Linked DNA regions of Mus musculus: regions 2 and 3 are each linked to region 1. The links are chromatin loops, found by intact Hi-C in ENCODE. Cell type or tissue: left cerebral cortex. All regions are shown on one strand.

Region 1 (8,000 bases):
AAAAAAACGATTCCCTAAGTGTGTAGGTGGCCAAATCCATCCTTAATGTATCTAAAGATTTAGTCCACCATTAACACAATGTTCTGCATTTCAAGGTATTTTTAAATTAGCAGTTTATTCAGCCTTCCCCGGAGACTGTGTGGCCTTGTATATGCCACTAGCTTGGCTCCATTGTTAATACCATCAGAGCCATTGAACCAAGTGTTAGTGTGCGTGGAGAGACTGTGCGAGTCAATTGCCAGCACAGAATTTTCTGACATAGGAAGGCATATGATCTCAACTTCTGCGTGCATACAGTGCAGATTTCTAGCTGAATGGTTCCTGATAATGGCGTCCATTGAAACACAATGCCTGGCCAGGAGCCAATGATTATGCCACCATACAAATCACTGCTCATCTGACTCCAGAGTGCCTCTTACAATGATAACATGAATCTTCAGTCCTGGGGTTCCACAAGATGTCACATTGGCTCTTTTAGTTTTTCATGGTTACTTGAACTGAAATTTTTATTTAGGTATTTTTTCTTTCATAAAATAAGAGGCTATAGATGCTTTTTTGAAAGAGGGGTTTTAAGAACAACTTCATAAATAGCTTGGTAATTTTCCATTAGGACAAAACCAATCTGCATTTGAAACCTAGTTTTATTAATTGTTTAATAGATATTTCAGTTCAAATTTCTCATATAATTATAGAACTAAAACAGCTTGGCTCATACTGTTAGCTAATGATCCATATATCATTTTAGTAATTGCAGAATTTAGGCCTCTTGCAGAAGATGCATCAGTTTTGTAAGAATTTATATAAATGTTCAAATGATGAAAACATACTGATATTTTTAAACAATAAACTGCACTACTTAGAATTTGGCTGCAATATCATTTTGCTATAACATATTATAAATCTAAAAATCTGTAGGCTACTCAGAATATGTGGTGTTCCATTAGTAGGTTCATGAAATGGTCTTTTTAATAGTTAAAAATAGATATAGATATAACATTGAAATTGATAAAAATAAAACTTAAATTTTATGGAGTAGTCCTATTCTATAAGAATTATACAGTAGTTAAAATATTTAACTAAAATTCCTCTCCTACTATGAAATAATCTGCCAGCTTCTTCTAGAAATAAGTTTTCCAGGTGTTTTAATATTACAAAGCTGTATTTTCTAGGATAGGAACATCAATTGCTCACGAAGAACAAGAATATAGAACCCAAATATTATATCAAGCACCACATAGGCAAACCACATGAAATATTTTTCTTGGTCCAAAGCTATCAGCTCACCCCCCCTCTTTTCTTGGTTTTCACAAAAAAAAAAAAACTGTTTTTTATTAGCTTCACATAAGGATTAAGCAAACATAAAGACTGTAAAAGTATCTTTAAAATGTGCTTAACAATTCATAAAAGAAATGAAGGAGATAATTTAAAAGATTTCTTATGGTTTGAAAATGCATTCCAAATATTCATTAAACATTTGAGTGAGTAAATGTGTAGAATATGTTTCTGACATTGGCGCTGGTTTGGTGGTATTTCTCTGATCAGATGGAAGTGCTATGCGTTATGCAGGGTGCATGCAGTTCATTCATGCATAAACAATATCATTTTCATAAATTAAAACCTTCCCTGCAGAAGGAACATCTGTGCCTGCCTTTGAATAAAAGATGGTGGCATGTGAGTTACTCCCTGACTGACTGAAAGAATCCCTACGCCTTTAGAGTGAAATTTTAAACACACACAAAATGAAAAAGAAAAAGAGTGAAGCAGAGCCTTCATCCTTCACGCCTACCTCTAATGAAACCCATAGTCTAGATTCTTTTGCTTCCCATTTTAAATGTTGTGATTCTAGAAACACCACCCTTGGTTCTTCTGTTGACTCTAGCAACAGTTTTTAGTTTGCATGGAGATGTCTAATTTTAATTACAGGTGAAACTGAGCTGCTTAATAGATCAGATCAGATCTGAATGTTCACTTTATGGTTTCCTGTGCTGGGAGGCTGAAGGATTCTGCTATCAGTATTGTGTCTCCTAAAGTCAATGGTGAGAAAAATCCAGGCTAGGAAGCAACAGCTTGATTCCAAAATAACTGCTCTGATTCACTTGGAAAGAGACAACTACATTTGGGGTAAAGTTGGGACCAGCTTTAATGTATTTCTGTGTGTGATAAAGGCTGGTAGAAAACATTATTTTAAATTACATTAATTTTTTTGAATGTTGAAATATCCCTTACTGCTACTGTCACAGCTTGATGGGGCCTCGTTGGCAACGTTATTACTATGGCTAATTGTTCCTGTCTATTAGATTACTCACGTTTTTCTGGAGCAGCTTACTAAATAAGGTCAGTTTTCTGGAACCCTTAAGCCACCAACGAGAAGGAGATTAAAGGAACATGCTTGCAAGGGAGGTAGGCATCCAATGTGGTATCCGAATCAGAGAAGGAACAATGACAGCAATCAGAATCACAGTAGAGACAATACAACTGCCAAAATGCTATTCCATAAAAATCAAGACTGTCAGTCATTTCTCATGGGAAGGGAAATGCCAAACTATTTATTAAGTAGACTTACCAGAAGTTAAGTTGGTGTGGTGTGGTGTGGTGTGGTGTGGTGTGGTGTGGTGTGGTGTGGTGTGGTGTGTGTGTGTGTGTGTGTGTGTGTGTGTGTGTTTATAAAATCAAAATATAAAATAGCAGGACTGTACAGAAAACTGTGGAGTAATATACACTCCTAAAATAGAACACAAATAGTATATACTTATGTACCAAAAGCTCACTAGCACTTTAGTGGAACAATTAGTGAAGACATCCCAAACACTTAATAGAACCATTATAAAATGCCTCATCTTTTGGGAGCCTTTCAATTAATTAAATAATTTTCCTACAATATCAGATATATAGTTTGGAGTGCAGGACTGTTTGAAAGAAAGCTATCTAGTTCAGGAAAGATACAGATAACAGAACAGTGAGAAAATATTCAATTTTGTTTATGCTTTAAATATGTATAAACAAATTAAACTAAGGTATTTGCTTATGTCTTGCTAGTTAATACTTAAGTAAATCCGCCTGAAAAATAAAAGAAACTTCTAACAATCATTTCAACAAACAGAGACAAACAAACAAACAAAGAGAGTAAAGGTGAAGACGTTTCACCTTTAGAAAACCAGAGTTTTTTGTCCAGCTTACTCTGTGCTCAATACTCCAAATAATAAAACAGAGGCGAGGTCTGTTTGTTATCTGAGAAGCCAGTGACCCTCTAAGCAAGATAACAGACTAAGCACAGGACAAGCTCAACTCTATATTTTATTCCTAATGTTTAACATTTAACTCAGCAAATACAGACGTTGATCCTCCTCGCTACAATTTTACTCTTTAAAATCCACTTTCGAAAGAAATGAAACAATTGTTTTGATTTTCCATACTATTTTTATTGCAACTGCATGGGAGTTTTCTAAATTGTGCATTACACCATAATACACAGGATTACAAACAAGATTACAGTACATGTCAATTCCAGTAGTACCAGCATCACATCTCAAACAGCACTTATTCTGGACTGCATTTTACATGCAACAGCTATTGTTCTAATTATGAATTCGATGGTTTGAATTTTATTTAAACTACTGTACTAACTGACTACACAGGTATAAAAACCCAACATTAACAACCTGAATAAATTTAGGCTCAGATTTATTACATGAATAGATGACAAACCACCATTTGTTTGACTATGTATAAAATCATGCATTTATATTTTCTGGAAACATCAATATCTTCAAACACTCCGTAAAATCATGGAATTCAAAGAAGTAAAAGACTAAAAAGAAAGAGTGCAAATTGTATGTGATAGTCAAGCAGCTTTTGATTTAAAGGAGTGTGTGTTGGCATTTATTTATAATATGTATTTACAAGCTTGTGCAAGTAATGAATTGATGTGTTTTGATAAGGAATGCATTTCGGTTTTCATCCTCTTGAGTGTTATGGGTCTGGTTTCTATTTTAGGGAGCGAGCAGGAAAAACTTTAAAGTGAGATGAATTGCTCAAATTGTGCAATTTGTTGGTTTTTTTTCTTTTCTTTTCTTTTTTACAATTAGAGAAGAAAGAAGTGCTAAGGCAACGCAATAACTTTCTAAGCACTTTTCTGCTGGTTTAAATTAGTTAAATTATTTTGTATAAATTAGATATAATTCTACTTTTCTGATATGTATAAAAATTGATGAAGCTGCATGGTTTTAAAATAGGAAATCCACGTTATAAAAAGTCATTAAAAATTCTGTACAAAATCACAACAAAATAATTCAGCATGGGAAAGGTCACAGGTAGTAAAATGCTGGTTGAAAAATATATATTTATATATATTTTAATTGGCCCATTACTAGTTTAAAAATTGCATAGATCCTAATTATTGCTTGTGATTTTTTTTATCCCGATCAGATAATTAATACGATCTGAATACAGCTACACGAAATTCGTGGTACACATTTTCTTTTTTACTTTACTGTATTATTATTTTTAAAATAGAAGAGCTATAGAAAACAATACATAAGGTGAACAGGAACTTTGATCCCCTGTTTCTTCCAAAGGCAGTAACGACAATAAATACATATATCACTTGAAGCTTTGAGTATTTGCACTTTGCAGCAATCTTAGCAAAAGGGCTGCCTTCTGTAAACAGGACAGTCACTGTACGCACAGTGGATTCGTTTCCCGGGAATAGTGAAACTGACGTGCCTCTAATCGTGAAAGATGGCATTAAGCTGGGCACTCATGACTCGCTCATGATGCGAATGGCTATCGAAAGACATAATGTTGTCTATGGGGATCTCGCAGCGAGGGGCAGCGGCACCGGAAGAGAAGATTGATCCGTGGCTTTGGGGCCCTGCCAGCGTCGCTGCAGGGTAGTGCATGGTAAAGGCATAATTTTTTTCAAACTCGGCGGATGGTTCGTGTTTGAAAGAGAAGTTGCCATTGATGCTGAGCGGCGGGCTGAGGGGTCCGTCAAAGGAAGGGCTGGTGCAGTCAGTTAGGGGGCTTTCAAAGAAGGGCTCCAGAGCTGCGCTGTAGGCGTGTGGCGGCGGCTTGACGTGGAAGACGTGGGAGCTGTCCATGGTGCCGTAGGGCGGGCTGGGCAGTCCAGGGGACTGGTAGGAGTAGGGATGCACCGGGAAGGAAGCGCTGGCGGTTGGCAGATGCGGGGGCATGTCCGGGTTCTGCTCAGGCAAGAAAGTCCGAGGGTTGAGCTGCAGGCAGCCGGCGACCAAATTGGTAGTGGGCTGGGACAAACCTTTGCAGAGCGTCTGTACGAAGGAGACCAGATCAGGGCTTTTGCCTGAGCGCAGGATCTCTGACAGAGCCCAGATGTAGTTCTTGGCCAAGCGCAGTGTCTCTATTTTAGACAGTTTCTGGGTCTTGGAGTAGCAAGGTACCACCTTGCGCAGGTTGTCCAGCGCCGCGTTCAGCCCGTGCATGCGGTTCCGCTCGCGGGCGTTGGCCTTCATGCGCCTTAATTTAAAACGTTCTAGGCGCGCCTTGGTCATCTTTTTCTTTTTGGGACCCCGTCTCTTGGGCTTTTGATCCTCCTCCTCCTCTTCTTCTTCCTCCTCTTCCTCTAGATCCTCATCTTCCTCCTCCTCCTCTCCCCCGTTTCTCAGAGAGTCCTCCTCTGCATTCATGGCTTCAAGCTCGTCCTCTTTCTTGTCTGCCTCGTGTTCCTCGTCCTGAGAACTGAGACACTCATCTGTCCAGCTTGGGGGACCTTGGGGCTGAGGCTCGCCCATCAGCCCGCTCTCGCTGTATGATTTGGTCATGTTTCCACTTCCTGTATTGAACAGGGAGAGAGGCAAGCAGAAGAAGAAAGGGGGGGAAATCCACCCGCTATATTTAAAAGCTGGATAAGCCTTCAGCTCCCTCTCCCTAATCCTACAGAAATGCACACAAATAGAAATACACAGGAGTCCACTGCAAAATGGATGCCTCCAGGAAAAGTTAAACGCAGTGCTTCATGCTGGCGTGTCTGTACCTCGGTGCTGCGTAGTAGGTACCACTAGGCCTGTCATGAGTGGCTATGGGTGCCTTTCCTAGTGATCAGCTCAACTGTGTGCAGGGCAATTATCTGGCCAGGTGCCCTGTGTGGAAATGCGTACAGAGTGCATGGTTTTCTGACTGTGTCCCAAGTCACTCCCAACTCACAAAAACGATGAGTTTGGAAATGGAATACTCTGAACTCATCTCTGCTCTGGCTTCGCACTACTTAGAGGTTTAAATAAATTGAAAAGCCATTACGTAATTTCCTAGCACTGACCCCAATTTTTAAAGAAGATTATATGGAAGGGAGAGCCAATGCACAGAGGAGGAAAGGTAGTTTCCATCAAATTATTTTCCTATCGACAACACATTTGGCCACAGAAGTGGGCACAAGTCTTCCATCCCTCTCTTGCCTTTCTTTCTTTGCCTCACCACCCCCCCCCCACGCCCCCGCTAAATTCCCACCTTGTACAAAAGCTCTGGCTCCCAGGCGAGGCTCTCCCACGCGCTGGGGATCAGGTGCAAAAGGCTCCTCTCTAATAAACAGCCCATTGAAAGGGCCGCCCGCTCTTTATTGGGGCTTTTCAAAGTTCGCCTCAAACCTCCCTTTAAAAGATGGAGTAATTACAATGGTCAGCGACTGGCAATGGTGAAGGTGCTGCTTCTCATAAGAACTGTAAAAAGCCTTTAGTAAAACAACTGAATGTCTGGCCCCAGCATGGGGACTTGGCCGCCTCTGGGACAGTAACAGGTAGCAGGAAAATTTCCTTCCTTTTCTCCCCCTCTCCCTACATTTCAGCTAAGCTATTTCAGAGTCCAATCGGTTTTCCAGTACTACATTCTCCTGAAATAGATAGTTTCATATGCACGATGAGCCTAAATATCTGTACACCAAATAAAACTATGGGCAGCAGGTGTTTTTGTTTGTTTGTTTTGTTTTGTTTTGTTTTTCTCTTTCTCTCCTTTTCTCCCCTGAATAAGTGAGAACTGGAAGTGGTTGTTTGCTTTGGGGACTTTCAAATAACCGCTTACAAATAATTACAGTTACTCCCCTCCCCAAACATTCTAAAAGCTTCTATACTATTAAAAATTAAATGTAATTAGAAAGCCTGCAGGGGGTACTTGAGTGCTGGGACTCATTACGTGCGAGTACTTGTGGGCAATTACGAGGAGGGACACTGATCTCAAATATAGGGACAACCGACTCCACAAATGTGCGCATGCAAAGTACCAAGGTACAGCTCTTCAATTATTGCTTTTATTCTCGGGAGAGTAAAAAATAGGAATCATAATTACCTGTTGTTAAAAGGTTCTGAATAGTGACGATCTCATAACCCTGGAGCCTCGGGACACCTTGCCTTCTGCGTGGGCGAATTCCTCGTGTCCCGGTGGCGCGGGCGCTAGGGTTATATAGCCGAGTTGCTGATGCTGAGCGCGGGCGGGGCCGTGAGCTGAGCAACGAGCAGGTCCCTGCGCCCCGCAATCGCGCACGCGTCCAGACTGAACGACTCCCGCCCTCATTCACCCCTCCCCAGAACTTTCCTCCCGCCCCCTTCCACCACCACTCCCCTCACCCCCACAGTACCTCCGCCCCTGCTCCTTCCTCCCCGGCATGCGCCATATGGTCTTCCCGGTCCAGCCAAGAGCCGGGAACCACGTGACCTGCCTATTTGTATGCCGCGGAGCGCTCCATTCCGGCCCCTTTGTGGCCAGAAGAAAGTGGCCCATCTGTCGCCAGTTAGAGACTCCGCGGACCTGTTTTTACCCGCAGGAGAGATTAACCCTTTGTGGCAGCAGAAGACAGAGGACATGTGGGGGGGGGGGGGGTTGCGGGAGGCGAGCTGGAAAGGTAAAGAAAGATCACTGAGTCTATGTCCTAGCCTGAAGACTGCTTTAGCGCAGAGAGGTAGACAGAGGTGAACCACTCACAATCCCAGATACTGAGGTGCACTGAAGGGTCCTTCCCTTGACAATGGTCTCCGGTG
Region 2 (8,000 bases), 99 kb before region 1:
TCTTTTTGTCTTGCTGCATCCAATTTTACAGTCAAGGTTTCGAAAGGACATATTATTAGAGATGGTCCTTCAGGATTAGTGATCGCAGTATCCCAGGACATCATTTCCTCCATTCCTAGGGTTAGTTAGAAGAAGACTATAAAAGCATTCCCCATGAAAAAGTTTTAAGATGCATAACGTAACACTGTTATGCACAGTAGCTAAGGAGACACATCAAAGTACAGACTGCTTCATGAGTCTAAAATATGGTGAGTGGTCAAGCAAAGTCCTTTTGGAATGCTAGAAATCAGTGTGCTGCTTTCATGACCTGCCAAGTTCTGCAACTGTCCTCCAATTTCACACAACTCATCTGTCATAGGAAGCGTGACCAGAGGTCAGAAACTACTTACCACCTACTCATTAAAGCACACCTTGATCTTTGAATGAGAATTTCGTTAGCACTCTGAAGTAAACCTGAAAGCTCAGGAGAAAGTACTTTTATAAATCATAAAGTACAAATCATAAATTTGAAAATAGTACTTTTCCCCTCTAGAAAACTGTACATGGGTTGAAAAAAAAAGTCCTCAATAGAGAGGACCATGCTGTTCACATAAATAGCAGAAGGTAAACATTTTAATTTGCAAGAAAAGTTATTTTTTAAATGCTACTAGTAACTTTGCCCACCTGCCCCTCCCCCCCATGCTGAAATGTGCTAAAAACAAAGAACTGGGGTGATCTGGGGTTGGGGATGCAGCATTTCATGGAAGAGAAAGTGGAACCCTGTCTGAAAGTATAAGGCAGCACTCACAGACTCCAACAGAAGCAGCGAATGAATGAATGAATGAATGAATGAATGAGTAAATAAATAAATAAGTGAAAAAAATTGTTCTTGATAGTGCAAGCACTTCTGCAGAACAATTAAGTTAATTAACCAGACAGCATGAATATTCATAAGGCTGTTAATGTCTCCCACATCCAAGCAGATAAATGTGATGTAATGACTTCCTAGCCAAGCATGTCTAAAATTCTCATGAAAGCAGCACCTACACATGGGTTCTTTGCCTTAAATATCATAGAAATTAATGGTCCCTCGGCAATATTTTGCTCTTCTCAAATTAATTGGAAAGCATGAAATTTATTTATGCAAACTCTATAGGAATATATAGTTCTGAGCCATCAGCGTGTGGATTACGTCTTGTTTTACAACAACGGGATTGCTTTTTTTTTATAATTTTTAATGTCCTCTCCAGCTTTCCTTGCTAAGTCCCCAACCCCCTTCCCTTCTAATCAGACTCTGTTTGTATAGTTCCTTAGCACCGGTTACCATAGCAACAAGCACCATTCCTAATGGCCAGCAGTTCAAATACAGGCTTTCCCACATCTGATACATTTGAGTCTGAGGATAATTCAGAGGCTTAGTCTGTTGGCTCAGTGGAGTAATTTACTAAACACTCTCCCTCTGGGTGTCTCTCTCCAGGAGGCAAATGGCTTCAAAGGCAGATTGTCTCCTCATGGGCAGCTTGGAAACTTCCTGCCTAGTTCTTGTTCCCATTCTTCATCAAAAGCCCTGACTAGGCATAGCATCCTTATATTAAACAGCCCACACATGACTGTCCTTTCCTATTAGACAGAATTAGCAAGCTGCAACTCCTATCCAACTACCAGAGTTTGGCAGCCTGCTGCATCTTCAAAGCAAAAAGATGGCAATGCCATTCCTGGAAATAGCCCCTGAAAACCAGAATATTTTCAAATGTGAAATGTGCTTTGAAATTAAGCAGGACTGGGGACAGGGATCCTCAATGTCTCAACATTATGCCGTTGTAAAAAAAAACAAAAAACTGGTTACATATTACAGACATGAGCATAATGACCAATTTTTATAACCAGCTCCCCTCCATGTCAGATGCACACTTCTTAGAAGGTGCCCTTTCCATTTCTGAGCTATGGTGGTTAGTGAATGACCTCAGAGATTCAAGCGCTAATGAGAAGAACAGCAGCCTGGGCACATACACTGCTGGGAAGCTCCCACCAGCCACAGGCAGAACTACTGAAACGACACTGAGGGTCAAGAAATAAATTCGGATGAAGCAATCATCCAAATTGCATCTCTTCCCCTACCTCCTTTAGTCAAGGTCATTTATTATCTTCTTCAAGACCATTATTGGTTTTTGTAAGTATCTTAAATTGTTAAGACGTATTCTAATCTCTCCCTGTTTAAATTATCGATTTTGTGAAAGACTTTATACTTCACAAAGGTATTTGGATCCCTTTCTGTTTTTTTTTTCTTTAATGATATCTTTATAAGTAGCTACTGAATAACATATACACATGCAAAATTACAAATATGCTTTACAATAATAAAAGCTAGTCTCTTCCAGAACCGTTCATGTTAAGTACATAAGAACACGATCTCTATAATAGCAAAATGCAGAGTACGGATAAGTCTAAATGTGTGGCATGATACGGTTATCAAACGCACAGGGAATTCTCTTTAATCACACACTTTTTTTGTTTTCATACGAAAAAATATTTTTCCTGTTTTTGTCTTAACAGTTTTGTACAGTGATTTCTGTGTTGGTTAGTTTTATATCAACTTGACATAAGCCAGAGTCATTTGGGGAGAAGGGAATGTCAGTTGAGAAAGTGCCCTACCAGATTGGCCTGTGGGCATCTTCTTGGTTGATGCTTGCAACTCACTGTGTGTAGTGTAACTACTGGGCAGGTGGTCTGGATGCCATGACAAAGTAGGCTGCGTAAGCTACGAAGAGCAAGCCAGTAAGCAGCATTCCTCTATGGCCTCTGGGTTCTTTCCTCAAGTTCCTGCCCTGACTTCTCTACATACTGTAATTAATACAAGCTGGAAAATGAAACAAGCCCTTTCTATCTTCATGGTGCTTTACCGCAGCGATATAAACTCTTCTTTAAAATGAAAAATAAAGTAATAAATTCCCTCTATTATTGCTCAGTGGGTTGAGTGAATTATACACATAATAAAATTTTCTTTTCTAAATCATAGCCTTTCTCCATTTCCATGGCTCTGACCTCTGCTTTCTCCCAACCTTATCCACAAGGAATCCTGTACCCTGCATCAAACCTTGCCTAGATTAGATGGAATGGTTCCCCTGATCTGAAATACCCCACAGTTCTCTCCTGAGTCTCAGGTCAAACTCAGACTGCTTTCCATGGCATGCATGCAGGACTGTCCACCAGCTGGCCTACTGTGACACCATCATCTCCCATTAATGGCTCCCAGGTTACCCCTATGCTTTTTTTTTTTTAATTTGTGCATGCTATGGTGGAACCTACATCTTAGGTGTTACTTACTCAATATATGTTCTGTATACACACAAAACAGCATTATTGCTGTACTAAGGCACTGGGGGATATGCCTGGCATAAGAGATGAAGAGCCATGAGCAAGATTGCCCTCCAGGACCTGGGTTCTCTATCCAGGCAGAAGGAATCTTCTGGCTCTCTAGGTTATCTGCTGATAGTACAACTACCTGGGTCCCATGTTTTACCTCCGAGACGTTGTAAATACCATGTTCAGAGCAGCCATGTTTTCAAACTCCCTCTCTAGTACTAGAGGTCATTAGATTCTTTCATAGTGAAATTAAAATTCTACTGATAATTGCTAAAAGTGTCTATAGACCCTTTATACACATCAAACTTCATAGTACAATAATCTTGCAACAGAGTGGATATTATACATTATTCTCCTGATGGAGATTAGAAAAAAAATGAGGTTCCTAAAGGTTAAATGGTTTGTCCCAAGTGTCACATGTGCTTGTGGAAGGAAATGCTAGGAGATACATGAGGCTACATCAGAGCCAACGTGACCTACTTGACTCAGGCTATGCGATGTATATTTGTATATTAGAAAATGGGATGAAGGACAAGAGCACTGTACAGATTTGGTTTTGTTAACATGCAAACTAGAAGAAGAAGCCTCACTTGAAAGATACCTCCATATCACACTGGCCTGTAGGCAAGTCTGTGGGATAAGAAGTATTTTTTTCTCACTAATCACCGATATGGGAAAGTCCAGCCCACTGTGGGTGTTGCCACGCCTGAGCTGATGGTAGCTGAGAAAGCATGGCGAACAATTAGTAAGCCCCGCCCTTCCATGGCCTCTGCTCCAGTTCTTGCCTTGGCTTCCTCGCCACGATGGATTGAAAGCTGTAAGACGGAATAAGCTCTCTTCTCCACAGCTTAGTTTCAGTCAAGGTGTTGGTCACAGTGATAGAAAGCGAACTAGGACAGGAGCGGTTGAAGGAATCTGTGACTACGCCTTGCCTGCTGGAATGAAGCCAAGAGGAAGCTCTGCTCCAACGAGAGTCGGGATGCAGTCCATCTCCACTCCCGCGTTCTTCTGAGCTCTGAGGAGCAAAGCGCGGGCGGCCTCACTCGCAGATCCATCTCCACCAACACAGACAACACTACAAACAAGGAAGCAGGCAGAGCAGAAGGAAGCAGGATTAGCTGGCGTACATGACATCTAGAATCTAAAATATTTTCTAACCTCACGTACATAGTGCAGGTGTCTGTGTAGCGGATACGATCATTCAAAATAACTTCAAACATTTAGTTTGAGACAATGGCTGAGAAGACACAGCACCACACAGGTCCACATGCTTTTTAAAACCAGAATCTTCCACAGTTCTCCATAGACAAAATAGTTTGAGTTACAAGGTATTTAAAAAGTGAAAATTCTAACTTTAATCCAACCAGCATTTGGTTGTTAACATTCAAAAGCATGTCACTTCCAGTTTTTTAACCTTATCTGTTTGCTTTTGATTTTTTCCATGAGAGCCTCTATGTCTCATGAACTCTGTTAAAAAACCTTAGCCATAACTATGTACATGCTGATGTCTATATGTGATCTGAAAGGATCGTGTAAACTCTTCCCTCCAAAAAAATTGGTTTAGCTGAAAAGAGTTGATTCTTGTGTAACATACGATTGCAGCACATGACTACAAGTGACACCATCATAGATATATAAACTCATACATCATAGATATAGAGCTCATTACTAGGGTTAGAGACGTCCTTCTAGTGAGTATTCTGCTCTTGTAGCTTGTCAAAGACCCTCACTCACACAAAGACCACAGAGACCGCCATTGTTGCAAAACGCTCGAGGATTTTAGTTATCCAACATGTTGGGGAAGCCCCTCTCAGCACGCAGGCCGGAGGAGAGACCCAGAACAAAGAAAGAACACACTTTTTATACCTCTGTAAGGGCCAGATATAGGCACCAGGGTAGTTTGGCTTTTTTAATCGGTGTAGCCAATAACCTTTTTAGACATTGGTTAGTTTGTATAGGGTGATTTTCATTTTGTCTGTCTTTGAGGTTTTTAGTGTGAGGCTGGGCAGGGGAATTGATAATCTTGTTTTGGAAGCTTAGTAATTTTGACCCTTAAAACTATGTTTCTATATTTGTTTAGTCAGCCAGCTTTTTATCTGACTCTGTACTTGTCCTGCTAGTACAGTTTTGAAAGTTCTTTTGAAGGAGGAAGGTAGTGGGTAGTCTTGAATTTATTTTGGATATTACACTGCCAGATAAATAAATAATCTTTGAAATTTTGTTATGAAAATTTTCTGAAACAAATCCAAATGGTATCTGTAACAATAAAGTAACAGTGATATATGAGTGTGAATATACTGAATATATATGATATAGTGAATATATATTCACAATACAGTGGATATATCACTGTTCTTAGTACTCTCCAGGTATCAACTTATTTAAGTGATACCTGCAGATAATAGATATTGATAGCATCCATTCCATTTATAGATCAGGAAGCTAACTAAGGTTTAGAAAGATTAAGTAGCTTTCCAATGGTTACCCACTAGTGAGTGTCTACACTATCATTCAATATATCATTCTCCATCCTATATATGAAATCCAAAGAATGTGGCCTCATTGGAGTTGTATTACCTTGAAAATCAATTCTAACTAGTAACTTCAACATGAAACTGAACAAATTAGAAAGGAATATACTGATTTATATCAACAACTGCTAGGTCACTATGCATTTTCATTGTCTACTTGAGTGGATTTAGAATCTGCATGGAACCACACCTCTGGGGAGTCTACAAGTGTATGTCTAGAAAAGATTCACTAAGAAGGAAAGTTCTTGACCTTGGGCAGCACCATCCTGCAGGCTATCTTCCTAGACTAAATACAAACAGGAGAAAGTTAGCTGAACACCAGCATTCATGCTCTCTGTGTCCTGTCAATGGAAACAATGTATCCAGCCACCTCACAGCTGTGCTGCCCTGCCTTCCTGCCACAAAGACTACACCTACTTCAAACTGTGAGCCAAATCACACCCCTCCTTCCTTAAGCTGTTTTCCCCCAAGAAATAAAAAATCAAGTATTTTGTCAAAGCAGAGAGAAAAATCCTAGTCCAACTCTTGTGATTACATCCAGGTATGTGACAGGAGCCCAAGGACTGTATTTAATATAAGAACATCAGGAAATGGTATACTATAAGAAAAGAAAAAAATCATTCTTTTGTAATAAGTTTACTTTATACTGAAGTTACTTGAATTATTCCTTTGCATCTGGTAACTCTTGCTGTTCTCAGAGCAAGTAAACTTTGCCCTTGGCCTCAGTAGAATGATTCTTTCTAGAAAAGTGGAGTTAGGGTGTATGTTATTTGTTTCTCTAAAAGAGTAATGACGGGGCTGGAGAGATGACTCAGCAGTTAAGAGCACTGACTGCTCTTCCAGGGGTCCTGAGTTCAATTCCCAGCAACCACATGATGGCTCACAACCATCTGTAATGGGATCCGATGCACACTCTTCTGGTGTGGGTTTGAAGACAGCTATAGGGTACTCATATAAATAAAAGTAAATAAATAATATTTTTTAAAAAAGAATAATGACAAAGGCCTAAAGGGACTGTTTTCTTATTCATCACAACCAATATTAACTTTGAAATGTTGAATGTCAGGTGATTTTTCTGAGTTTGGCTTAAAACAGCAGTAGCAGTAATTAATACAGATACCAAGGTCAAACTGAAAAAAAAAAAGTCAATGTTAGCCAAGTACCACCTACAGTATATTTTGTATATCAAGTTCTATGATCAAAAGAAACAAGTTGTGCAATCCAGGAAATAAAAAGTCCAAAGGAAAAGCAAAGGCTACTATACTGACAATAACATAAACTCTTAAGAACTGGTTTAACAGTGTTCACCTTACAGTGAGTGCAACTCCCACTTTGAGCTTTGAGCCTGCACAAACCTCTTCTTTGCCATTCTATAGCATAAATAGGAGAAATGTGGAACCTGAACCTCCCTCAGATTTGAGCCATGGATCCCACACTGTTTGCTCGAACACACTGTAGTGGGACACCAGCTGTCACGAGTGTTGATCTGCTGTTTCTCTTGGCTTTTGAAATATGTCACAATGTGTCTTCCTAGAGGCATATGGGACTCCTGTTTTAAAACTCTAAAATCTTAGGAAATAGTATTTCTTAAACATCATCTACCAAGCTGTTTTTACTTTGCTGACTAAGCCACACTGAGTCTTTTTTGGCTTGTAGCTTCTCAGACTCCTGTCTAGAAGCCACGAAAACTTACTAACCACATCCAATCAACAGCTCCACTGCAGTCAAACAGAGATGCCCCAGACTAAGCTCCTGAATGAAAGAGATCCCACTCCTTATCAAAATGAAATGCTGTGTTAGGCCTCGTCCCATCTTTAAATCTTTTTTTTTTGGGGGGGGGGTGTTGAGACAGGGTTTCTCTGTATAACCCTGGCTGTCCTGGAACTCACTTTGTAGACCAGGCTGGCCTTGAACTCAGAAATCTGCCTGCCTCTGCCTCCCGAGTGCTGGGATTAAAGACGTGCACCACCACCCCCGGCTCCCATCTTTAAATCTTTGTGCCAATTTTTTTTTCAAAAATATTCCTGTGGCCGTTCTTTTGAATAGGTTCAGTGCAGGACATTTGGGGTCTGAGCAATTCTTGTTAAGAGACTTGATTGGTGTTTAGTGAAAGACTCTTCGCAGTGT
Region 3 (8,000 bases), 140 kb before region 1:
GCCAGGTATTATTCTCTGTAGGTTGACCAGTTGTGAGTTTCTGTGTTCACCACAATCTACTACAAAAGAAGCACCTGGGACTAAGGTCAAGAGATGTCCTGATCTATGGGCATAAAGACTCGTGGGTTTTTGTTTTTTTGTTTTTGTTTTTTGAGAATTTGTTAAATACTTTGTCCATTTAGCAGAATAATAGCACTGGATTCTTTGCTAGGTCTTATGAGACATCAGCGTCTTGGGTTGTTGGCCTCAGTTGCCAGGCTTAGGTTCCATAGTATGAAGTGGCCCTTATAGCAAATCAGAAGATGGTTGGTTACTCCCATACACCTGTGCCACTGTTGGCATCTTTGGGCATGGCTTCTCAAGGTGGTCACACTCAAGCCTACTTCTGCTATTGGTGCTTTATTTCTCCTCTCTCTCTCTCTCTCTCTCTCTCTCTCTCTCTATCTCTATCTCTCTCTCTCTCTCTCTCTCTCTCTCTCTCTCTCTCTCTCTCTCTCTCTCTCGATAACTTCTACAATCATAAGTTTCCATTTGGCCTTTCAATGTTTTTTTTTAGTGCTAGCCCTCCTGTACCCTTTCCTCTTATCCCTGCCTCATTTCACCCTTCTTACTCCATTATTTTCTACAAGACTTTATTACTCTGAAACCAGGCAAGCAATGCAGTGGTGACTTTCACGTGGGAGGTCAAGCTGATCAGATTCAACTTGGCTCAACTCTTACTTCTACTGCTTTACCCAAAAGGTCGCCTTAAGAGAAGCCTATGAACCTCCTCTTTCCTTGCTATAAAATAGTAGAAATTATGTCTTCTCTATTGGATTTTAAATTTTTTAAAATGCACTTATTACAAGTGATTAGCTCAAAACCTGATACCTTTGAAGGTTCAATGAAAGGTGCTACTGTTTTTAGAATCGTATACATTCCAGTGCAAAGCAGTAGGCACCAGTACCTTTGCATCATTTTGAAAAGTTACAAACTATTTCTATGAGGCTAATGATAACTTATTTGGGGGATGTGCAAATGAGAGCTCATCTAATTAAGTTTTCAGAGCCACGGTGAAAGCTTTTGACTGTGTTTTGAGTAAGTTATTCTGTGTCAGACAAAAATACAACATCTCTGCATGTAGGTGTCTTCTCTCCTTTCTCAGTAACCGTCTGCAAATTGGGGCCATATGTTGTATGCCTTCTTCTGGCTGTAACTCTGCTGGCACTAATGGTATTATGTGTCCCAGATCTAGAAGCCTGTTTTATGTAAATGCATCTACTCCGTAAGGAACATGAATTTCTGAAGCCTGCAATAATAAACCACTCGGGTTTGACAAGCAGTGCTGATTCCCACTCACTCCTGGTTCCATTAGGCTGAGGCCTCCTTCTATGTGTCCAACCTCCTGGGACAGTGAACCAACCAGAATTCCCACAGAAACATAACAGTGAGCAAACACGTTATCATAATCACAAGAATAATAGGTATTAGGCAACAAGAAGGAATCTGCAATCAGACCTTTCATATGGATCAGGAAATAAATGACCTTACTCTTCAATGCTTCATGTTTCTAGAATTAGTGATAAAAATCTCCTCTGACTGCTTTCATAACATTTAGGACTACTTTTAACTTCATGTAACAAGAATTTTACTAATCCTGACTTACAGAAATATATATGTGGCATAATATTTGCATGGAAATGGTAGTTGCGGGTCTGTTATACAGCCAGAAATCCTGCATATATGGTTGTCTTTTATGTTCTTTTGGTTTTTTTATTTTTGATTATAATATTTTAGTGCTAACATTCCCATAAAGGAAGTGGATGCAAGAACAAGAGTGTGTTTGTTTGCTTTGTGTGTGTGTGTGTGTGTGTGTGTGTGTGTGTGTGTGTGTGTGTTTTCTTTTGAAAGCTTTTCAGAAAAAAATCTCCCTTCTCATGCTTACTCTAACTTGACATTCCCCCGAGTCTGTCACTGCGCAGGGAGAATGGAGTCTTTGTGGTCATGTTAGCCATCAGGCTTCATTCCCCAAAGCTGAACTCAATGCTCATCTTCTGCAACATCAAAGAAATGCTGCCCACTGCCTGAGTAATCTGGGGTTCTGGTAGCATCAAGTGGGGAACTCTGAGTAGACAGTAAGTTGTGAATGGTACCTGGCACCATGCATTTAACTCTTCAACAGGCTAATCTAATACAACTGTCCTTTGTAAAATCAAAGCCTGACTGACCTCCCGAAGCAGGCGAAGAATGAAGTTCATGCTTCGATACTAACGTCCACTCACTTCCGGGCCAGCTTCCTAATCCAAGTTCCTTTTCATTTCTCTCCTTGAACTTTTATTCAACAAAGTCAGATGATAGTAAAGAAAAAGAAAAGAAGATGAAATTCAACTTTGGACTGGAGGCCAGTTGCTGAAGGCTTCTCTTTTGTCAGATAATTCTGCTGTGTGTCTTTGAGCATTAAGCTGTGCTAACCATTCACATTTTATTTTGCTGCGTTGTCTTTTCCCCCCTTGTTTATTTCTTTCCTTATTTCTTTCCTTCCTTCCTTCCTGCCTGCCTTCTTTCCTTCCTTTTTTGTCCCTACCATTCTGATCAAAACTAAGTAATCTTCAGAGACCAAATTTATTGCACCAAGAAAGAATATATTGACAATACTAAGGTTTTGTGAATGTCTTGTAAAATCCAGTCATGTTCACTGAGAGAAAATGTAGAACCTGGTGTAACAGCTTTCTCGTTTCCTCATTCACTTATTAAGTTATGGTTCCATGTGTGCACAGTACTTGGGCTTGTGTCAGTTATGTGGACTCTAAGCAGCTTTGTAAATTTCAAGCCTGCATTATGCATGTTTTCATGAAGAATGAACTGTAAGTCCCAGGGAAGCCGCTGGTTCAGTCATGCCACCCGTCCAGATGTGCAGCTGGCTCTCCTTCATGGTATGTAGGACGCTGGCTGGTGTCTTTTCAATGGCTTCTTGTTAAAGAAGATGTATAGAAAGGTGTACTTTTAAGAATCATGGAGTTGGGATTGTGGTAATTGTGCAAAATAGCTTAAAATGGAAACTAAACCGGGAGTCTTGCTGACAACAGGAGCCTGGTGCCGCTCTGATCGGCTGCTGTCTCAGAAGCTGGCTGCGGATGCCACGCTGCCACCTTCTGTTGCCTGTCAAAGTGCCAACTTCTTTCCCAAAGGTGTTCAGTGACTAATGCTTTGGTTCCAAGCCAGAATATTTTATAAATGTCTATTTCTAAGCAGCTCTTGTACAAGTCTTAATTAAACTTTAATGTCAAGCTGAAGTTTACTTTTAGAGTACCTTGAAAGTCCCTTCGGTCGTAACTGGATGATAGAACGGTAGGGAAAAGGCAGCGTGGCTCTCTTCTCACCATTTAACAATCGCTGCCAAGGAGAAGCCTGCTGACTAAGTCCAAAGGCTCACAACATGAGCAAACCACACCACCTCCTTCGTGCTGGGGTAGCTCATGACCACTCCGTCAAGTACCTCCAGGATGAGATGGTAGCCAGGGTCTAGAATGAGTACTTTGTTATTTATTATTCATTTGTTGCACAGCTTCTCAAATCCAAGGCTCAGAAAAGAGAATTGGTTCACATAGGGTATCCTTTATTTCTCTCTCTTCTTTTCTACAGGGTGCTACAGGGGAGGTTAAAGGCTTGGGGCTGGATTACTTTTTCTACTTCTACTTGGATTCTAAGGGAAAAGCCTGTAGCCTCTGCCAGCTGAGATTAAGGACCCTCTGTTGATGTCAGAATGGATCCAGGCATGTCGATGCATACCTGTAATTACAGCACGCCAGAGCATGGGATGGAATTACAAGTACAAGGCCTGCCTGGCCTACATATAGCATGACTCTAGTCCACAAAAACCAGACAACACAAAACAAAAACCAACAGCAAAGATAATGGATTTTAGTTGTCTAGTAATACCACATGTTGCTTGTTAATTTGAAAGTTTTCATCAGTCATGTGGGCTGTATAGCAGGAGCCACCCCAATGGTTTTTATAACGTGACAGTTTCAATTTCTTGGAAAAAATGCACTCAGTCTCAGTTGCTCATCTGTACCAGTAGTGCAAAAGCGAGAATGGCTAGACTCAATAAAACTTTATTTATAAAAACAAAGGAATGATTTACGTTCAGACAGGAGTTTCCAGATGCCTACTCTGTTGGCCTGCCTGCGTTTCCTGTGGCATCCACTTAGTACAGCATTTTTTTTCTAGGTTAAAACACACCCTCTTATAGTATAATTTGTTATTTACTTTGCATAATGTATAATCTTGTATTTAAAAAATGTTTTTACAAGATAAATAGAAATACAGGGAGAAAAGATAGGAGGAATGCAAAGGGATATATACACAGAACAAGTATATGTGTGTATTCAATGTGAGACTATTATAGTTCTACATGGGAAATGACTGAAATCCTACTTACCACTGACTGGGCAAAGAAGAAGACAAGTGGCTAACTAGGGTGGAGCACAGACTTAAGTGACAAGCAATTTGCAAACACCGATTGAAACTAATTTCACAAAGTTTAAATAAAAGAAACTACATTCAAAATCGCAGCTACCAAGGATTACATCTAATTACATTTGTATGAGATTCCACACTGGCTAAAACTCGAGTGTGGGTTCCAGGAGTCAGTGGTCATTTAGGGGGGCCCCGGTGAATTGTTCATGTATACAGTGTCTTTCCTTGGTTGGCACACCAGTCTCTGACATGTATTCAGTTAACCACAGTTAATAAGTTGCATCTTAGGATGCTTGCTTCCTTCTATACAAACAGCTTTGAAATGGGAAACGATTTGAATAACAGGAGCAAATCTTTAAGTAGTAAGTTTAGTTTCTTAGAAATGTACTTAGGGTTTTAAATGAAGAAAGAGGACTCTAAGCTACAACTCTGTTTATCCACTCTGGTGTTCAGAAGAATAAATAATTTTGGAAAGTAACTTTTCCTTTCCACTACTGATTTTGCCTTAGTTAAGAGCATCGTTTATGTGGTCATTTCAGGAGCCTTGCTACTGTTGACATTTTTGGATGTGGACTAAGGTGGAAATCACATGACTACATAGTGTTGGACATTGAGTTTCTTAATGAGCGATTTGAAATTTTTGTATCATTGAGGACAGGCAAGCATGCTCTCTAGCTGAAATTTTACAGAATAGATATTGAAAATATTATGAAAATTTCATAAGCCTTTAAAAATGAATAATGTAGCCAATATTTTGGGGGCACTTTACTTGCCTCTTGAATGTAGCCCAGCCATTTTAATCTGATACTCACTTAAAACAACAACAACAACAACAACAACAACAATAACAACAACAAAAAACCCACAGAACTGTATTTGTTGGTTCTGAAAAAAACTCTGCTATCCATAGTCCAGCCTCTTGCTTCCATGAACATTTAGACTAGTGGTGAGAGACAACCGTGATTTGATATTGTACAATGTGCTTCTCAGTGTTTCCTGAGAGTTAGTGCTATTACGCTGAGTCTTAAGATCAAGTACAAGCTATGCTGGTGCATAATGAGGAGATGATGCTCAGGTTGGAGGCGAGCTTAAAGGAAATCAGAAAGCATCTTGTGTTTGGCAGCTATTTGAATGTAGATGCAGCTAAAACAAAGGGATGCCCTGTGCAGTGGGAGGTGAAACAAGGGTGGACCCTTGAGTGTCCCAGTGTCATGCTGAGAAGCAGGGACTCTTCTGTCACAGTCACTGCCATGGGCATTGCTTCATTGGCACTGTTGGCACATGGCAGAGTAAGGGGAGAGAATGAATGTAAAACAGAAATCAGAGGCACAATCCATGTAGACTCCAAAGTGGTCAGACTGTATTTTCAAAAAGATCTCGAGGAGTAGCAAACCTGAATATCATATGAATAGAAAAGTGAACAGCAATGCTTTTCCTACCCCTGGCAAAAGTAGGTGCTCACCTCCTCTTCAAGGGCTCGTCATTCAAAGTTGTTTCCAGTGTATATCTAATAGTTATTTCCAGTTGTTTGGAAATGGGTCTTCTATCTTTTTGGGGGAGGTGGGTAAATGAACTTTAACAACATGCTTTGTGATGAAACAACATAGTGGCCGACTCACTGCCTGGGACCCTCAGTTTTGCTCAGTGATTATGCATCTCTAAGCATGACTTTAAATCAGAGATCTTAATGTGTTCTTACGTATCCTTTTACACATCCTGTTGTTAGACAGTCTCCACCTGGTTCCTTTGGCACACGTCCTGCTCCAGTTTGAATTAATTAATCCATTTTTTTTCTAATTTTGGAATTACTAGATGACTCTGGGGAAAGCTTAGAAAATCAAAACATACAGTAACTGAAAGTTATGAGGGTTTGTTGTTTTTCCTGCCTGGAGAAGACGACACTGTGCACCACAGAGATGAGCACAGGGCTTAAAGGTTTGGATTATTCTAGCTCTGTACGTTTCAGCATTTTCATTATGCTCCAAGTTCCTCATATTCTAGGGATTTCATGGGATGCGCTTGATCCAAAACTTCACTGAAGAGTCATTTTACCATTATTACAGATTGGGTGGCCAAGGCCTAGCCAAACTCATTGAAATTCTATCCCTAAAGGCAGGATGCTTTTCTAAGGCCTGTATGTCTCCAGATCTCTAGTGACCTGCATATTGTAGTTGCCAGGACGTTGAAGCATTTCTGTGGTTTAGCCTCTAACTTGAACTAGGTCTTGTCAGAGGCAACCTACTCGAAGAATTCAGTCTCCTTCAAACAAATCTCTGTGCCACCACCTGTAGGCCAGAGGAGTTCTATCGTTTACTTTAAATAAACTCCCCCATGTTGTCCTCATTCTCTCTTTTCCTCAGTTTCCCTTCTAATCTTTTGGCTTGAGTAGCATCTAGTTCAATATCTTTTCAAAGATGAAATAAAAATTGTGCAAAATAATGAGGAAAATGTAAGTCAAGCAAGAGGGCATTAAAACAAAAGACCATTTTATAATAACTAATTAAAAATCAAACAGGTAATAGCATCAAACTTTTATTTGGGGAAAGCTTTTTGAACATGTCTGAAATATGAGAAATTGAAACTTTAAATCTGTTTGTATGAGGTCATCCCATGGTTGTTATTCTAAGTTTATAGTTTATATTTATGAATATTTTATATGTGGATGGAGAATTTTTACTTCCATTCCTTAATTTTTAGGCCATATGAAAATAAAACCTATCTTGCTGTTGGGAGCATGAAGACCATAATGCTAAACGTGTCCTTGTTCAACGCTGGCGATGATGCTTACGAAACCACTCTGAATGTCCAACTCCCCACAGGCCTTTATTTCATTAAGATCTTAGACCTGGTAAGTTCTAGAAACTACAGTGGTAGGAGGCACTCAAGATTAAAGACAAATGTAAATGCCATAGCTACTCCACTCATTTAGTATAGACAACTGAAGTTTTCCTCTTAATGTCTAGACATCACTCAATCTCCCATTATTTTGAGATGTTCTTCCTGCCCTTGAGACACAAGTTTGTTGGGATCTAAGGGGAAAGGTGTCTGCTTCCTTCCTTCCAGTTTTAGGAGAGGATTCTTTGAGTGCCACAAATTCTTCCCTGTTTTTAAGATGCTGATGATGCTCATCTCAGAGCAATAGTCTTCCTTCGTGCTAAGCTAAGTACCCAGAATTCCTGCACCACACTTTAAGCCATGGTTCTCAGCCTTCATCCTGTACTCCAGAACTATTAATCTTCCTCCGGGTTGAAATCCTGCTTTTCAAGCCAGGTCCTGGAGTAGACATGTATCTGTGTGTACTCCATGCATGTGTTTATGGCACTCATTATTAAATTATTCAGTGAGTTGTTAGAAGGCTTGAGTCACAAAGAGGAGAGCCCCAGGGATAGTTGCCTTGAGATCTCCCTATCCTCTAGTCAGTAAACCCCAGCAACATTCACCTTTTAAAAGTAGATTATTGACCCCTTTCTCTAGATTACCAAGAAGCTATTTCAAAAGGGGAGGGTAAATTCTATGGACTCAGAGCCTATACTTTAATATAT

The links. A loop is a pair of places that touch in the nucleus more often than their neighbours do. Peaks named below come from ENCODE experiments on the same cell type or tissue, not always from the same donor. Only the 100,000 strongest peaks of a DNase experiment are listed, where the experiment ranks them.
Region 2: it touches region 1 in a loop (2.9-fold over the local background); 2 of 42 quality-filtered maps call a loop at or near these places.
Region 3: a loop joins it to region 1, with 11 times the contacts of the local background. A loop is called at or near these places in 2 of 42 quality-filtered maps.

What each region holds. Positions count from the first base shown.
Region 1 is chr2:79,449,240-79,457,239 of GRCm38, forward strand. Neurod1 (neurogenic differentiation 1) reads right to left here and starts at 7,397. Exons shown (of 2, transcript NM_010894.3): 1 at 7,312-7,397; 2 at 3,398-5,809. The coding sequence starts at 5,798. The coding sequence ends at 4,725. In left cerebral cortex, a CTCF peak has its summit at 4,892; DNase peaks (open chromatin) are centred at 1,628, 2,138, 4,777, 5,135 and 4 more places; H3K4me3 peaks cover 4,125 bases; H3K27ac peaks cover 3,391 bases.
Region 2 is chr2:79,350,648-79,358,647 of GRCm38, forward strand. It overlaps Cerkl (ceramide kinase-like), which reads right to left. Exons shown (of 13, transcript NM_001048176.1): 5 at 4,275-4,417. Among named protein-coding and RNA genes, the nearest start is that of Gm22606, 6.3 kb to the left of the region's middle. In left cerebral cortex, no CTCF peak of the experiment used is centred here; DNase peaks (open chromatin) are centred at 4,337 and 7,381.
Region 3 is chr2:79,306,538-79,314,537 of GRCm38, forward strand. Itga4 (integrin alpha 4) reads left to right here. Exons shown (of 28, transcript NM_010576.4): 18 at 7,156-7,306. Among named protein-coding and RNA genes, the nearest start is that of Gm22606, 38 kb to the right of the region's middle. In left cerebral cortex, no CTCF peak of the experiment used is centred here; DNase peaks (open chromatin) are centred at 1,187 and 3,224; H3K27ac peaks cover 313 bases.